Regions from separate parts of the Mus musculus genome. Here region 1 is linked to region 2. A link is a loop called in an ENCODE intact Hi-C map of the cell type or tissue named here. Cell type or tissue: left cerebral cortex. All regions are shown on one strand. Links, peaks and the distances in the headings refer to the core of each region. The heading gives the core; the rest is flanking DNA.

The links. A loop is a pair of places that touch in the nucleus more often than their neighbours do. Peaks named below come from ENCODE experiments on the same cell type or tissue, not always from the same donor. Only the 100,000 strongest peaks of a DNase experiment are listed, where the experiment ranks them.
Region 1: it touches region 2 in a loop (6-fold over the local background); 4 of 42 quality-filtered maps call a loop at or near these places.

Annotation. Positions count from the first base shown.
Region 1 is chrX:132,450,955-132,455,401 of GRCm38, reverse strand. No RefSeq gene overlaps it. Among named protein-coding and RNA genes, the nearest start is that of Gm23768, 100 kb to the left of the region's middle. In left cerebral cortex, for the core only: a CTCF peak has its summit at 2,254 (motif pointing left); a DNase peak (open chromatin) is centred at 2,198.
Region 2 is chrX:133,689,652-133,694,098 of GRCm38, reverse strand. All of the region lies in intron 1 of Gm26851 (predicted gene, 26851), which reads right to left. Among named protein-coding and RNA genes, the nearest start is that of Pcdh19, 2.9 kb to the right of the region's middle. In left cerebral cortex, for the core only: a CTCF peak has its summit at 1,785 (motif pointing right); DNase peaks (open chromatin) are centred at 2,191, 2,725, 2,796, 3,092 and 1 more place; H3K4me3 peaks cover 1,451 bases; H3K27ac peaks cover 695 bases.

The DNA of each region.
Region 1 (4,447 bases), core at 772-3,271, 1.2 Mb after region 2:
AACTGTGCTGCATCAAAATCGTTGGAATACTGTGGTTCTTTAAGAAATTGCTTTCTGCCCAATTTTAATAAAGTCTAAAGCAGTGAGTTTTAGGAAAATGCTGACACAACACCTCATATTACCTAAATTGTCATATTAGTTATTTTTTTGTCTGAATTAGAAGTTTGGCTTCTGGATCTTCTGTTTTGTTTGGTTTTTTTTGTTTTGTTTTGTTTTTGGTTTTTTTTTGTTTTTGTTTTTTTGCTTTTTAGCACAAAAGTCAAAATGAATGAAAACACATACTAAGGCACCTGTTCTCCTCCACAGGACAATGAAATACCCACTATGCCTTCTACTAGCCCAAATCAGCTCCCCTCATCAGTTCACATGCTTCTGCAAGGACCAAAAAAGTGCTTTTGGGTTGCTCATGACTCAGCATCGTGTATCTTCTAGTCATTTATGACAGCTGTTGTATTAATCCAATGACAAGAAAATTAAGAGTGGATTTGCCAAAGTTGTGCTGTGACCTTTTGTTGTTGTTTTTTTCCCTTGAACAGATAATATGTATATTCATGTTTTCAATGAAAAGATGCAAAATGATTTGTGTCAAAGTAGGTACAGTCAAGGCACAGGTCAAAATATACTTTTAGGATTAGGGAATGCTAAGAACCCTGAATTTATTGTCTGTTGTATGATTTAATTGCTGTGGTATCATTATGAGCTAGTTGTTAATGATCTTCATTTTAAACTGAGGGACTGGAAGATCAGGAAAGCTTAGACACTTACCCAAGGTTACACAATAAATCATCTTGCCAAGTGTCAGTCATATGTGAGATTGAAAAATCAAGGCTTATTCCAGTATCACACAGCTGTCTTTTTCTCATGTTTTGTAACTTTTATGTTAAACTGAAAGTCTCTAAAAGCTAAAAAGAAACCATTAGGTACAGCCATGTACAGAAAAATAAAATAAAATTGGGAGCACTATTTTTTATTTTAAATTAGAAACAGAGTTACGGTAGAGAAAGGATGCAATCCGGCCATGTTAACATGTATTTACACTTTTAAATATTAGGCAAACTAAGATGGTAGCACTTCAAATATCATTGCTATCAATGGAAAGGAGGAAACTAGGTCTCTGTATTAAATCCAGAAGCTGTTCCCAAAGAAAGTATTCCTAAGGTGTCTAGGGAAGTGTGAATGGCCTCAGACTGAATGAACAATATCATTCAATCAAATAACCAGTAAGAAGCAGTCTTATAAAGCAATTGCCATGGATTCTAGCATCTTTATCTTGTAAAATATATTGAGAATTAAGATTAATTTTTACATTTAATGGTATTGAGTGCACTTTGAACATGTGCATGTAAAGATTTGCTAAGATACTATGAGAGATTTTACCACATAATAGCATACTTTTCCCTTTAAAACACATAAATTTTTATAATATGTCAATGAACTAAAAAAAATCCTATCTGCATTTAATTTCATATGCCACATAGAAAGAGAATTATCTTGGTTAGTTTTAAGAAACTTGAAATGTTTTATGAATTTGAGCTTTTACATAGCCTATCAATTTCTCATTCATCTAGGAAGGACAATCATGTCCCATAACTGATTTGAAACTGCTCCATTAATATAAATAAGTGAAAGATGCCTATATTTCCTGAAAATTCCAGTATTAACCATGCCTGCATTTGATTGTCCCTTATGAAGACAATTATCTACTACATTTTCTTTTCAATTCCAAGTCCTTTAATTATTTTCTCAAGTCATCAAAGTGGTGTGATTCTATTCTTTCAGCTATTTTTGCATTTATTCTATCAGTCTTAGCCAAAACTGGTAGATTTGTAGTAGGAAGAGCCACTAAAAGAGAAACAGTCCAATCACCAAGATGAATTGATAAATATTTTATCTGTATGTGTATACCTCCTGTTAGAAGCAAGAGATATAGAGAACTGTGTGACAAAGTTGAATGCTGTTTTATCGAAAGTGAAATCTCATTTACCTCAGGCAATGTGCTTCTTTTCTTGTTAGCTATTTTAAGTGTCAGAAAGAGATGTAGTTTAATGTCAAAGAAAAGATTTTTATATCACGTTCAGTTGCTACTTCTAGGTCATTACCCATAGAAGGAAACCAAAACAGCTGTTGGGATAATAAGTACATGGAAGGATCTCTCTACGTTGTGTATTTATAGGAGTCACTTTAGGTTATTTGGCTCCAAGTCCAGGTGGGGGGGAGTGTTCCTGTGTAATGTATTTATTGCCCTCTAGTGGATAGAGTGTAAAGGGTTTTTGTTGTTGTGAATACATAATGAACCTAAAAGCCAGTCTTGAGATAACCAGAATTCTGGCTCCACACTTTCAAAGGACAAATGTGCCAGCTACTTTGAACTTTATACTTAGACCACAACTTTAAATCACTCTACTTTCATATGTTACTTTATGGGTTGCTTTCTCTTATTCAAGGTTATCAAGAACACAACAGGTATGTTTGAAAAACGATTATATACACACGGCCATGACTGAATCTTGAAGAGACAAGCAGAAGCATGTTATGGTCTATAGCTTTGTTGACTTCACATTTATCATAGATTAGATATGTGCACCTGAAACAGCAGAGAATCTTGACTGGCGATGAATGCTAGCAAACTGTATCCTTTCAATAAAGAAGGCTATTAGATTTCAGAAGATGGTCATCTCACATTTCTTGGCCATCATGAAGCATTGCCAGGTCTTAACAGAACATTTACAGTTGATGAGCATGGAGCATTAATGGGGTCATGGCTTGGGGAAGCCATAAATCTTGTGTCTGGTCACTTTGGATTATACTCACATACCTTAGTTCTGAAGCCGTCTTTTAATATAAAATGATTGTCTTCGTGTCTTGGAGTAGTCAGGACTTGGGAATTCAATAGGGGAAAAGCATCTTATGACATCTAATACGAAAAATATTGGGACCTAAATTTTTACTTTATTAGGTATTAATTGGAGGTTGTGTTGAGTCAGCGTGAGGCTGAATGATGAACTAGGGCAGTTAAGTCAGGTAAATATGTTGATGTGATCCAAATACTTTTCTATGATCTTTCCCCATGTAAATTGCCTATTCTTACATACCCATCTGTGGGTTGGCAAAACGTTCCTTATTCCTATATAACAGTACTTCACACTGTTGAACAAAATTGCTTCTATTACTTTTCTCAACTAAACCAGATTGTGAGCTCTTTCTGATTTTTCTTTTTCTTTCTCTTGTTCCAGTCTTATTTTTAACATTCTCTTATGCTTAGAATAAGTTCAGGTGCAAAGTAGACCTACAATTCAATAAAATATCATTGAATTTACATAAAAGTGATTAAAATAGTGGAAATTTGTGAAATATTAGTTATTGGTGATAAATAACATGCGACAGAATATATTTGGAAGACTACTACATTTTTACTAATGGATCTTTCATTTATTTGTTTCAGGCATTCATTAAGAGTAAGCAAATCTTATGAATCCAAACCACAATACGTTTCTTAGTATCTGTGTTGCCACTATTTTACAAAGCCTATCAAAAATGAACAAAGTCAAATTAAGCCATGCAGTAAATTATCTAATGATTGAGCTGAAGAATATAATGATCTTTTTATGGAAATTTTATTGCAAAATTTCCCTAGAAAGTAGTGTTATATAATTAGTCTGATGAGGAAAGTAATCTCTATGAGATTATAAAGGTTTAAGAAAAAAAGAGCCCTGTGCTTTGAAATAAAGTGATTTTAAAAAAAGAAAGAAAGAAAAAGCCTATAAATGTGGTAGATAAGGGATTCAAAAGAATTCCATTGAAATCCTCATTTTTGTGAGCACACAAAAAAGCAGAAACCAATTTTAATGTTAGAATCTTTCATATGAGCACATTGTATAGAAATGCAGTACAAAGGCCTATTAAACTAGTTGCTTCTGGCATGCAAATTATCACAAATATAAAACAAAGAGTACAAACATAGAGGAATGGAATTAAAAAAATAAAAATAAAAAAATCAATTAGGGCCAAGCATATCAGGATAATAGTTACAGAAAAAGAAGTGCAAAAGTTATGAAAAGGGGAGAAAGTTATAGAGGAAATGAAAGAAGTATCAACATACATTGGCATGCATTCATGAAAGCACTTTTTTTTTATCCTTGAATACAATGAAAATATCTTGAAATGTTAAAACATACAATCAACATTCCTTGGCTGTTTCATCACAATTGAGAATATTCTATAGGGCCCAGGAAAGACAAGAAGAAACCTCTGGAAGCATAACACTGAATCGTGGCTCTGTATTCACCATCCTCATATACACTGTCATTAGATAGATAAGAGATCTCCATTTTTTTTTCCTTTTCAGTGTCAGCAATTGTCAAATCTGTGGTGAAAGTCACACTATTCTGAAGAAACAAAAGATAAGTAACATTCACATTTTAGAAAAAAAATGTTGATGACTGGCCTA
Region 2 (4,447 bases), core at 782-3,281:
ACAGGTGATCACTGCAGGGCAGTGCAGAAGGTGTTAGAGAACAGTGTCATTTATTGAAATGTATCTGCTGATTTAGCCTTTGCTAATTAAATGGTCCTCATGATGTGTGTTTATTTAGGGACAGTTATGAGTCTGGCAGCAGCAGGGGTTTGGTCATGTGGGAAACAGAATTCCTAAAGAGAGATGGCATAAGGTTTGGGGTCAGGGTTGGATTAACTTCTTCAGGGATGTTGGCCTTGTCAAAATTGGAAGACTTGGAGTGATTAATAGCCTTTTTCGTCTCCACCGTCCATGACCTTTTCTGTATTTCTTGGAAAAGGCAAACATTGGGACCACAGTGAGCAATTTTAGCACTTGAGAATATTTTCTGTATTTTGTTGATGTCCGATGTCCTGCAACTCCCACTGTCACTGTTTCCCTCTGTAACAAGGCAAGGGTGGGTGGGGCTTGGCAGGAAGAGAAAGGAAAAAGTAAAGCTGACCTCAACATCTTTCCTTGCCCCCGCCTCTCATCTTTAGTTTTCCTGGTGTTCCAAAAGAGTCAGAAACAGGTATCATAGTGGAAACCACACCTCATTCCTGCTCCACAGGCCCACATCCCTGGCTGTTCCTCTTGTTGCTTTTACCTCAACTGCCTGGGTCAGTGAGGGTGGAGGAGGGGAAGTCACTCCAAATGGGATCATTTGGGGTAGAAGGGATTCGAATTTCAGCAAACTGTCAACATAATAAACCCCACTTTAGTTCTTTCTCAAGGAATATTTATAGTGTATAGAAACTACATGCTGTTAATCAATTAGTGAACTGAAGTTTAATCTTCACAGGGACAAGGTCCATCTTTAGAAAACTCCGTACTCCCTAACACAATGCTGGGCACACAGCCAGCACTTGTTGATTTCACAAGGAAAGTGGTTGAGTTTTGTGTAATGAGGTCATCTTGGCAAATCATTGAGCTGCTCTGCAACTGTGCTTCCACATCTGCAAAGACTTTTTACCTCCCATAGTTACCGTAAAGCTGAAATGAGATGATGATTTTAATAAGGACACTTTCCTGCCTCTGTCTGCTAACCCCTCCCCTTTCCTTCTTTTATTCTGTGTATTCTAAACATTGCATCTCAAGCCAGGAGAGAAGATATGTAGTCAAGAAAAGTGAGATTGACTCTGGCTAGCTTTTAAATCAAGCCTTTCTTTCTAAGAGAATATTGCCAGGCCACTGGTCAAATTTTTGGTGAATGGGATGCTCATGAGATGCAGCAAAACTCAAGCTAGAAGAATCTGGTTTTCTGCAGCAAGGTCAGAGATGAAAAGAATAAATAGGTAGGGAGGTGGAGACCAAGGAAAACTGGAGTGGCTTGAATGTTATTCTTTTGGAAGGGGGGTGGGCTGAAACAAGTAACTTTGTAAACATATCTCAGAAACCTCCCTTACATGTTTCTAAGTCTACAGTCCCTCATACCCTGGTATCTTAGTCCCTACCATAAATTTAAACTTATCTGAGTCAAACCTTCCCTTCTGAGTCTTGGTGCTGCAAAGATTAGACTCGTGTATCAGCTTGATTTAAAGGCAAGAATTTCCCCATTTTTTTCAATTGACATTCTGGACTATTTTAGTGGCGTGCATAAAAATCAAAGGACAAAAAAAATCACATTTTTAAAAACAATTTTGATTCTGGCCTTTGTTGCCTAAGGAACTGACTTGGCCTAGAAAGCTGCAGCAGGCTGTACAGCTAGTACCCAGAGCCTCCTGTTTCCTGTTAGGTGGAAAAATACTAAAGATGGTCACTAGATGGCCCTCTTGTGTCTCTAAAGAGGCCGAGGAGGCGGGGCTCCCCTCAGGATTGAAGTAAACGGAAGCTAAAACGAACAGAACTTTCTTTTTGTTTTTTATTATCTACATGCAGACGCTTTTAGTCAGCTAGCTAATAAATTCCCGATAATGAAAGTGGTTTGGGGCCCTTCATTTAGTTAGTAGTATTGTTGGAATGCAATAATCTCTGGCACATATTAGGGAATAAAAGAAGTCAGAAAGGAAAGGGTGTTAGGATTATCTATAGACATAGACTGGGGGATGGAAGAACTATTGTGTGTGCAGGGGGTTGTAACTGTCACTGTGAGCTTGGGGGTGGGGGAGGCGATGGGAAAGAATGGAAGCAGATACATATGGCCCCCTGCCTCTCTCAGCATTTGGCCTTCTGTAAAAGCAGTTTGGTAACTGAAAATACTTTGGTGCTCTGCTTGGAATAAGAGGGGTGCCTGGAATGTGAGCAGTGAGCAAGAAGCCTGGGAAATGGTGCCATTGCGTTAGGGAAGCGGGTTGTCTTTGCAAAGGCAGAACATGTCTTTACAATGCGATTGCAATTACAAAGGTAATGCCATTCTACATGAATTGAATTCTCCTATTTATCTTTAAAAAGACAGCAGAATATAGACATTCTATTAGCACTCCCTAAGGTAAGAGAGGTCCGCAGTCTTCTTAGCTTGTTGTGTGCATCTTTTCAAATGCCACGGCAATGTTAATCATTTTACCTGAGTAATTCTTCCATTTCTCATTACCTGGGGGATTGGTAATGGCCGAGACTACTTCTCAGACTCTTTGCTCCCGCTCAATCAAGCCGTGGAGGCGCCAGTTTACTTTTATTGATCAGCGGGTTCCTGACAGCCTTCGCCACAAGGAAGCGGCATCATCCTTTTTTAACTTAAAGGGGAACAGATCGCCTTAAAGTTTACAGCTAAGAGCTTCTAAGCATAGCATGCAAACATTTTAGCATGCTGCTAATTGTTGTGTTTAAATAGTCCCAGCCATATTTTAGAAAGCTGCCAAACACGGAACTCACATCCCGTGATTAGATAGCAAAGCCATTTCAAATGCCTTTTTAGACCTTTTTAATTAGACCAAGCCGCGCTTCACCACCCCCCCTCGCTGACATCAAAGGTAAATAACTATGATAAATCAAATGGCAGCCTTCCTTTAGCAGCCCCCCCGCCCCCGTGAGGTGCGCCCGCGCTGCCTGCCATGTTCAGCTCTTTCACTACTTGCCCATTTCTCTAAGGGTGTCTGAGAAAAAAAAAAAACCTGAAAACAAAAACAAAACTGGGCGGGCCACAGGACCGACTCTCTGAAGCCACCCTTTCAGCAGTCTACCCACAGCTCTAAGTGATCAAAATAAAATGATTCTCACTGCAGATGCCATGTTTTTTCTCCCTGATGTTCTGGGCTGAATTGCATTTTAATGTGAAATAAACCCCTTGAGCCAGGCGGACCAGGCACTTTCTCCTTGGCCTTGGCTACACTTTCAGACGGTCCAGTCTCAACCTCACTAGCAAAATAATTCCTTTGTGTGTGTGTGTGTGTGTGTGTGTGTGTGTGTGTGTGTGTGTGTAGGCTCTCTTGGCACTCCCACCACCAAGGTAAAGGCTGCTAACCTAGCTCCTTTGGATGATATATTATTTTAAGCATCTGGGTCGCTCTTTGTAAGAAGATGGCAGTTTTGGGGGAAAAAACCCCATTATGTGTTCAAATGCGTTTTTCATTTTCGTATTTAATTTTTTTGAAGGGCAAAAACGAGTCTCATTTTGAGACTACGGGTTCAGGTCAAAGCCGCTGGGCTAATTATGAGTTTCTTCAACCAAGACTCCCAAATAACAGACACTAATAACTCAGAAAGGAGGTTTGCTCTATCCAAGAACTGTGAATTCAGAAGCTATTTCCCATCCTCAATCTGTAATTTAAAAGAAAAAAAACTGGAAAAAATGTTCATCGAGGGCGCATTTGATTCTTTCCGCTTGAGATCTTAATTAAGAGCCTAAGAGCCTTAGATCTGGGCGGGGAAGAGTCCACCTCTGTTTCTAGGGTGCCTTTGGTCCAAAAGGCAGAGTAAGCTTGATGTCAACCCTGGCCACGCCGGCCTCTGGCTTTCCAGCATTGGCAAAGGCTACAGCTGCCACCGCCACCCAAGGAGAAGTGGAAGCCCCCCTACCCTCCAGACAGAACCGGCCCCGGGGAACACTGAGCGCCCACCACACCATAGTGGGCTCACGGCGGCTAGGGACCTCGGCGCGCCCACTCCGAAGCTTCTGTCCGGGTCTGGGCTCTCTAGACGCGGCGCGGCGCGGCGCGGTGGCGTCCGCTCTGCTCCGCTGGCTTTTCTCAAACATAGTTTATTTATAGGAAGCTAAATTGTCCGATAGGGTTGGGTGAGGGGTGAGAAAATGTAGCCAGAACCCTTAGAGGCTAAGTCCTTAAGCCACCGATCCCTTTTGATTAACTAGAGACCTGAGTGAGCCAGAGTGGACCAGCAGCCCTGCAGCAGCAGCTGCTGCTTCTCTCTCTCTCTCTCTCTCTCTCTCTCTCTCTCTCTCTCTCTCTCTCTCTCTCTCTCTTCCTCTCTCTCTTTCTCTGTGTGTGTGCACGCGCGCGCGGGCGCGCTCGAGCTGGGGTGTTCCCAGGAGTGT